3 separate regions of the Homo sapiens genome follow, and all the other regions are linked to region 2. A link is a loop called in an ENCODE intact Hi-C map of the cell type or tissue named here. Cell type or tissue: heart right ventricle. All regions are shown on one strand.

The links. A loop is a pair of places that touch in the nucleus more often than their neighbours do. Peaks named below come from ENCODE experiments on the same cell type or tissue, not always from the same donor. Only the 100,000 strongest peaks of a DNase experiment are listed, where the experiment ranks them.
Region 1: it touches region 2 in a loop (13-fold over the local background); 91 of 110 quality-filtered maps call a loop at or near these places.
Region 3: it touches region 2 in a loop (5-fold over the local background); 57 of 110 quality-filtered maps call a loop at or near these places.

The regions. Positions count from the first base shown.
Region 1 is chr11:100,854,201-100,856,700 of GRCh38, forward strand. The region is part of intron 3 of ARHGAP42 (Rho GTPase activating protein 42); the gene reads left to right. Among named protein-coding and RNA genes, the nearest start is that of SNORD13I, 79 kb to the right of the region's middle. In heart right ventricle, a CTCF peak has its summit at 1,455 (motif pointing left); no DNase peak of the experiment used is centred here.
Region 2 is chr11:100,681,192-100,683,691 of GRCh38, forward strand. LOC124902736 (a long non-coding RNA gene) reads left to right here. Exons shown (of 3, transcript XR_007062860.1): 3 at 1-719. Among named protein-coding and RNA genes, the nearest start is that of ARHGAP42, 4.8 kb to the right of the region's middle. In heart right ventricle, a CTCF peak has its summit at 1,276 (motif pointing right); a DNase peak (open chromatin) is centred at 50; H3K27ac peaks cover 1,596 bases.
Region 3 is chr11:100,575,265-100,577,764 of GRCh38, forward strand. No RefSeq gene overlaps it. Among named protein-coding and RNA genes, the nearest start is that of ARHGAP42, 110 kb to the right of the region's middle. In heart right ventricle, CTCF peaks have their summits at 321 (motif pointing left), 1,343 (motif pointing right) and 1,542; no DNase peak of the experiment used is centred here; H3K4me3 peaks cover 341 bases.

The DNA.
Region 1 (2,500 bases), 170 kb after region 2:
AAAAAGAAGAGGCTATTCATATAGCACAATTCTCCAGAAACTTAAATTAATTTTCCCAATATATTTCCATAGGAAAAGTATTATTGCTGGTAAAAATGGAGAAAGATGAAAGTTATATTAAATTCAAGTAAGAGTTAGATCTAACTGATGAGGTCCAATGGGGTGGGATTCATAGTGGAACTCTGTCACTAAGTAGATCCAAAACATTCAAATGCTGAAGCAGCAAGTGATGTTCAAGTCAGAATTAATTGAATGACTAGTATCCAGATAGCCTTACATAGCATTTGTTTTTAGATGACAATATGTTTTTTTCAGTCGTTTGCTCACATTAAAGTGTATGAAGTAAAATGTATTCAGTCCTTGACTTCTGATTACTTATTAATGCAAGACGTGCTCGTGTATCCATCCTCTATACCTCGTGTGAGTTTTGGCCATTGAGATCTAGTTTAGTGGTGCTGTGGATTTGCTGACCTAGAGAAGAATGTCTATATTATGTAGCTATAGAGAGTTAAATTGGCCAGTACCAGGGAGTGAACCCCAGGCTAGCACCCCAGTTCCCCACCCCTTGCCAGAACTTCTTTCTAAGAAGCTATTGAGGAAGGAAGAACTAGATACAGTTTGGGACAAGGCAGAGAAGAGATGCTTGCTTGTAATCAATCACAAATTAGAACTGTGATGTGATTTTCAGCTGTGATGTGATTCAGTTGCAAATATGAATGGGAAAATAACCCATTCTTTTACGTCGAAGACGGTGTAGATAGCTTCTGCATCGATTATGATCATTTCACTTATTATTACCTACCTTTGTGGTCTTTCCACTTTGTATTGATTGTTTATATTGACATCTCAACAGGAAATTATTTTTGCAATGAACTGTACCATTTATGTTTTTTGTTGTAAATAGTGTAGCGTATTATAGCCTTAAGCAATTGCTTTAAATAGTACTTTAGAATATCAGAAGTATTGCTTTAAATAGTACTTGAGAATATATAACTAAATCTTTGCATCAAAACTGAGTGTTTTATTGCTTTGAAAATGAGAGGTAAGGAATTGTAATTTTTCTGACATTCGGATGTGTTAGCTAATGAGTTGCAAGATAATGGGACATATAGTCATTAATTAGTGATGAGCTGTGACTGGCACCAACATCACTGGATTTTAATCAAAACCTGGAAAGGGAAGTAGTGTAAAAATAAAATTGTTAAGAGACATACCTTTCAGATTTATTTTATTCCATTGCTACTTTTTTTAATGAATAAGTGTGGCAAGATTATCAGCAGTGAAAAGCAAGCACTGAAAATTCCTATCAGATAGCACTTGAAAATGCATGATCCATAGAAAATTATAATTCATGATTATGTGGGGGAAAAAAAGGAAATCCAAACATATTTGGAGAATCATTCTTCAAACCACATAAAAGCGTTTCTAGCCATTACTTTTGAATGATTTATGTGCACCCCCTTGTGGCTATTTATTAGAACCACTTGAAATAGCAAAAGAAAGTGACAGGAAACTTAATTGCCTGACTTAAATAACCTACCCACAGTAAAATGCATGGTAAATGCTATATTGTAAAGTATTACCAAATATCAGATTTGCTTTTCTTCTACTGAAAATAAGTGAAATCACCAGTAATTGTTTTTTACTTTAAATGTAAACCAATATCTATAAAAATAAGTTGTTCAAAGCCAAGGTTTAGGTAATGGCTAGTAATTATAAGTTAATTGTTTCTTAATTACCATAATAAGGTATCTTCAATAATTTATCTTATCAATATTTAGGGAGAGTCTTAAAATTGATTTTGTATTTTTTCTAAAGCATCTTAGTAAAGTCATGCAAAGTTGCACATTCCACAGATACTGTGGGATCCTGAATCTCCTGAACTCTGACTTGATTTTTCCCCCAAGTATTACCCTTTTGGAAGGAATTTCATCAAGCCTGTTTTGTGAATCCGGATGAAAGAGTTCCATATGAGCAAAAATTGCATTTCTCTACATTTATTTTTTAACTTTGCAAGGTTTGTCACCATCGTTGTACTCTAATTCACATTTTAAATAAGGGTTTCCTACCCTTTATATGACATTTTCCTTTCTTATGCAGTAGCAACAGTAACTCTTTTAATCCTACCAAAATTTTAACACCTTCTTGACTTCACACTTGGATTGCTTTAGAATTGGAGAGTTTAATCCATATGAGTGACCACTGTGTAGGGATAAAAGTCATGTATTCCCAGGGGGAATGTATAAAGATGAGGCTCACAAGCAGCCAAATTGGTTTGTAAATCCACTTAGTGCCCTTTGAGTGCTGGCATTTTCCATTTTGATCTCTTGAATTTAAATTTACATATTGTGAACAGCAGCCACTGACTGCACACAAAAGTGATAACATTTTTCAGAGGTAGAGCCAGGCATTTGTTATAATGGTTTATGGAAAAATGTAGGGTTATCTACTACTGCTAGGCCTCTGGATAAGTTCTGTTATTAATCTGGATTTCAATTTC
Region 2 (2,500 bases):
TGCTTCCTTTCTGTGTGGTCAGTGGCTGCTTTGAAATCCAGCGGAGGCCACGCCCATGAGGGTTTCAGTGAGAGGTAAGAGAGGAACAGCACTTCCTCTTCTAATGCAGCTGCAAGCCTCTGAGCACACATGGGTGGAGTGTCAACAGCACTCTAGCTGTAATTGATTGTCATTATTGGTCGGAGGAGATTTCTTGTTCTAACTTTGAGTCATAGAGGTATAAAAATGTCTCGTGTCTAGAGCTTAAAATAACCCAAGTGAAACAATAGATGTTATTTCATTATTAGCATAGGACAGTGTCCGGCACATGGTAAGGGTTTAATAAATGATAGTCATTATCGTTATCACTATCATCCTTAATTTTATACTTGGGAAAGGTGTAAAGCCTAAAAGTTAAATTATCCTAAGTCACACAGCTCATAAATGGCCTTTGGCTGGCCATTTGATTAATATTGCTGCTATAATTTATTAGATTGAAAATTTGATTAGGGCTGGATTGAGGTAAATTTACTCAAAATTACTGTTGTATTTCCAGCATCTACAGCAGCACAGAAATATAACAGATACTTATGAATATTTGTTGAATGTGTGTGTGTGTGTGTGTGTGTGTGTGTGTGTGTGTGTGTGTGTGTGTTTAGCATGGCCTTTTTACCAAGGTAGACCTGGATTGAAATCCCAACTCCAGTACCTTCCAGATATTATACATAAATTTAGGAAAGTTAATCACTTTTCAGTTATAACTTTCCCACTTGTTAAAAATGAAGCTAATCAGGCTGGGCACGGTGGCACATGCCTGTAATCCCAGCACTTTGGGAGGCCGAAGCGGGCAGATCACCTGAGGTCAGGAGTTCGAGACCAGCCTGGCCAACACGGTGAAACCCCATCTCTACTAAAAATACAAAAATTAGCCAGGCATGGTGGCACGTGCCTGTAATCCCAGCTACTCGGGAGGCTGAGGCAGAAGAATCATTTGAACCTGGGAGGCGGAGGTTGCAGTGAACCGAGATGGCGCCATTGCACTCCGGCCTATGGTACAAGAGCGAAACTCCATCTCAAAATAAAGAAATAAATAAAACTTTAAAAGTGGGGCTAATCAGATTTAATACCTATTTCACATGCTTGTGGATAAGCTTAGATGGGGCAATACATGCAAAAACTATCATGCCCAGTATTGGTGGAGGCTGCTTCTTTTCATTTTGTCTCCTTTTCCTGTGCTCTTTATGAAGTTTTCTGTCAGAGTTAGCAAACATCATGATTTGCCACAAGAGGGCAATACTAAATTGAAATCAAAATCTGTGCTAAAAAATGTCTTTTCCTAAATTAAGTGATTACCTCTCTCCCTCTCCTTTTTCCTTCTCCCCACCCCTCATAAATGTAGTTAGTTGTTGAGTATTTCTTGCTTAGACTTCTGTTCTTTTCCTTCAACCCATTCATCCGAAATCTGTCATCATAATAAAATCTAGATTTGGCAGGGACTTTAGAAGTTATATTGTGCAGTGGCTCACACCTGTAATCCTAGCACTTTGGGAGGCTGAGGTGGGAGGATTGCTTGAGTTTAGGAGTTCAAGACCAGCCTGGGCAACATAGCCAGACACCATCTCTTAGAAAAAAGGAGTCATATTGTCACATAGAACAAATTCCACTCTCTGCAGCTATTCTTCCCCTCTAGTTGACCTTGACTTCTGCTTCTGTGTCCCCCTCCGTTAAGCTAACACAACAGCCCTGAGTGTTTGTGCTGCACTTTTCTTTCTGAGAAAGTGCCTCTTAATTATTCTAACTTTACCTCAAACTCAGCATAGGAGACTCAACCTAAAATGTATATTTCTTCTAAAAAAAATAACACTTCTGAGTTGTATAGGCTTAAATCTCAGAGTTATGTTGGATTCTACCTCATCCACAAAAATCACACTATATTTCCTTCCTTTATTTAATCTGCTTACTGCCCATCTGTTGCCCAATCTCATGTGTACTTACCCCGTCTAAATTCTCTTTTCTCATCTCTCAGTCATTTGACTTTTTGGTCTTCCAACCATTGCTCTTTAGTCCATCTATTGGATAATGAGCTCTTGGAATCCATAGACTCATACAATGTGGGCTATGTTCTGTACTCTTCCTGTGAGAGACTCCCATTTCCTACCCCCAGACAAAGCGAAGTTTCTTTTTCAACCCGGACTACATTTAGCATTTGTCTGTGCTTCATGACAACCATGGAGAGGAAGCAGGGAGAGCTGTATGCATTTGAGAGGGGCTCTACAATTTGTGAGAGCATTTTTTTTAAACTGGAAAAGACAATGTTACTAAGTCACATAGGCTCCTGTCACTAATGATGTGTACATTTGCCCATCAGAAATGCAGTGTCATACACCAACTAATTTTTTGAGAAATAGTGATGTTAAGAGCATTGTGTGTGACAATAATAATACTTCTAATAAGGCAGAATAAAAAGATCTCGCCCTCTAAGGGCTTAATCTGAACTTCATTTTTTGGCTGTCAGAAGAGT
Region 3 (2,500 bases), 110 kb before region 2:
GAGTGACATGTCATATTTTATGGTATTTGTCTAAGAATGAATAATCTTGACTACAACCTTGCATATATTCTTAGATTGCCAGTTTTATATTCCCTTTGGATGCATATAGTTAAGATTTCAATATATATCCAAATAAATATGTTTGCTGTCATGCATAAGTAGTAGATATTGAACATCTATAAATTTACTTATTTTGTGTGTATTTAATTTCAGGATCATCTATCCATATGTGAATCTTTTTTAATTGATCATTTCTTAAAAAATAAGGTCATGGAAAGATAAATACATCTATGACTGTATTTCATAGGTACCACAGTGACATCTTGTGGGAAAAGCATGTTGAGTTGTTTCTGTGTGTTTTTGAGTATTTCAGAACTACATTTTCTATTGACAAAGAGGAAACTGTCATCTGACTGTGAATTTGAGATGTTGGCCATTAAAATATAGTCTTATACAAATTCAGGGTAATGGGTTTTTAATATCAATTTTCAATAAAATAATAAAATATTTCTGAAATATAAGTAGTCTAAATTGATGAAGTTATGAGAAACAGTCATGATAGCAAGAATGAAAGACTTTTAAATCAGTGAATTTTTAAAATAGTTGTTTCTGTTTTTAGAATGTGAATGAAATAATTTCCTCCACAGATGACCTTGGAATAATTTAATTTCAAAACAAACAGATGATGTTAGTTTTTCAACATTATGGAAACTCTTATTCCCCCCAGGATATCTTTTAAAAGTCTCAGTCAAGACTTATTAGCATAAGATTGTTTACCGAGTACAAAATAAATATCTATTGAGTGCTCACTATGTACAAAGAATTATGAAAGTCTTTAATCTTTTTTCTTAGTAAGATTTACTGGTTTGATAAACTGGCTAGAACATATTTGTTAACAAGGCTGAGGACTGATTTTATTCATGTGGGGATGAGTTTTCTTATTCTATTTCTTTGCAGGTAATATGACATCATCTTTTTAATGACCTTGTAAGTGAAACAAAAACTGAGTGCTTTTCTTTTCTACTTCTATTGTTCTATTTTCTTTTGTATTTCTTAAGCCAGAACTTTAGTACATAGATGTTTGTTGCATTGTTATCTATAATATAATGATTCTATATGCATTCACATATGTGTTATTTTACTGTTATTTTTAATACTATGAAACATTCTAAAAGGTTATATTAACTCAGGATGACAAAGCAAACATTCAAACTATTTTCCTTATATTTGATGTGTCTGCTAAGTCAGAAGAGATGTGATCATCGATTACAAAAGGGCCGCTGCCGGATACATCTATTTTATTTTCACTTACTTTATTGCTTACTTACTATGCATCAACACTAGAGGGCATCTGAGGACTGGGCTAAGTACAATGTGTTACTGTGAGTAAAACAAGCCTCTATTAAAATAACACTACAACATCTTCCATCAAAAGAGCTAATAGTGTTTGTGGCACAGATATTCAAAAATTACTTGATGATAGTTTTATAATGAACTTAGTAAATATGCATACGCTTCCTATTAGAATGTTAAATTAAAACACTCCTTTTCGATACAATGCAATAGCTAATTCTGTAATTATAATTAAATTTACAAATGCAAAGTATAGTAGTGGCAATTATGCATCAAATTGTATTTTCAGCTGCACCTGTCTATATTTTAAAAGTCGGTATGCAGTTGCAAACTACTGAACATCTGAGAATGAATACAGAATTAGCTGGGCAAGGCTATGGTCTTAATTATTATAAATACCCAGTCTGTCATTTTTTTAGCATATGTCACCCAACAATGATGTATTAAGTGCCTACTGTGTGTCAGGATACATCAGTGTTCTGGATTCACCTTCAAGGAGCTCAGCCTAGTAGAAGGGAGAGACAAGTAGACAGACAGATGAGGAAATGGGCCATAATAAACAGTGCAGTGATGGGGTGTGCACAGCAAGAGGGGGGAATCAGAACATAGAGGAAATGCTGCAGCCCTTCCAGGTAGTTTTCTTTTCCCTGGTATGTGCCTGCCTCAGACTATAAAGATAGAGGCTAAAGAATAAATGCTGACATACAAACGTGGTTTCAAATCCTGTTCCACCCTTTTACTAACTCTGTGACCTAAAGCAAGTCTTTTAGCTCCCCAACTTTGATTTCCTCTAAATGAAGCAGCAATGATAATACAGGCTACCACAGAGGATTGCTGTGCAGACCAAAGATAATGCCTACAATGCACTTAATGCAACAGCTGGCACTTAATACATGTTCACTATCATTATTACTATTATCACTTTCATGTAATGACCAACAGACCTGGAATACACTCCATGGTCCCAAGTTGGAGGCAACCAAGGTGGACACAGAGATCAGTTACTTTTATTGTTTCATGGTAGATGAGATCTGATGAAGGAGAATATGATGATCCTTTGGAAATAAAGGGATTGATGGTTACCCACAAGAACTTGGCTCCAATCTCTTCGCCATTCTAACCAGTAAATTTGTGTATTCTTTCTCAT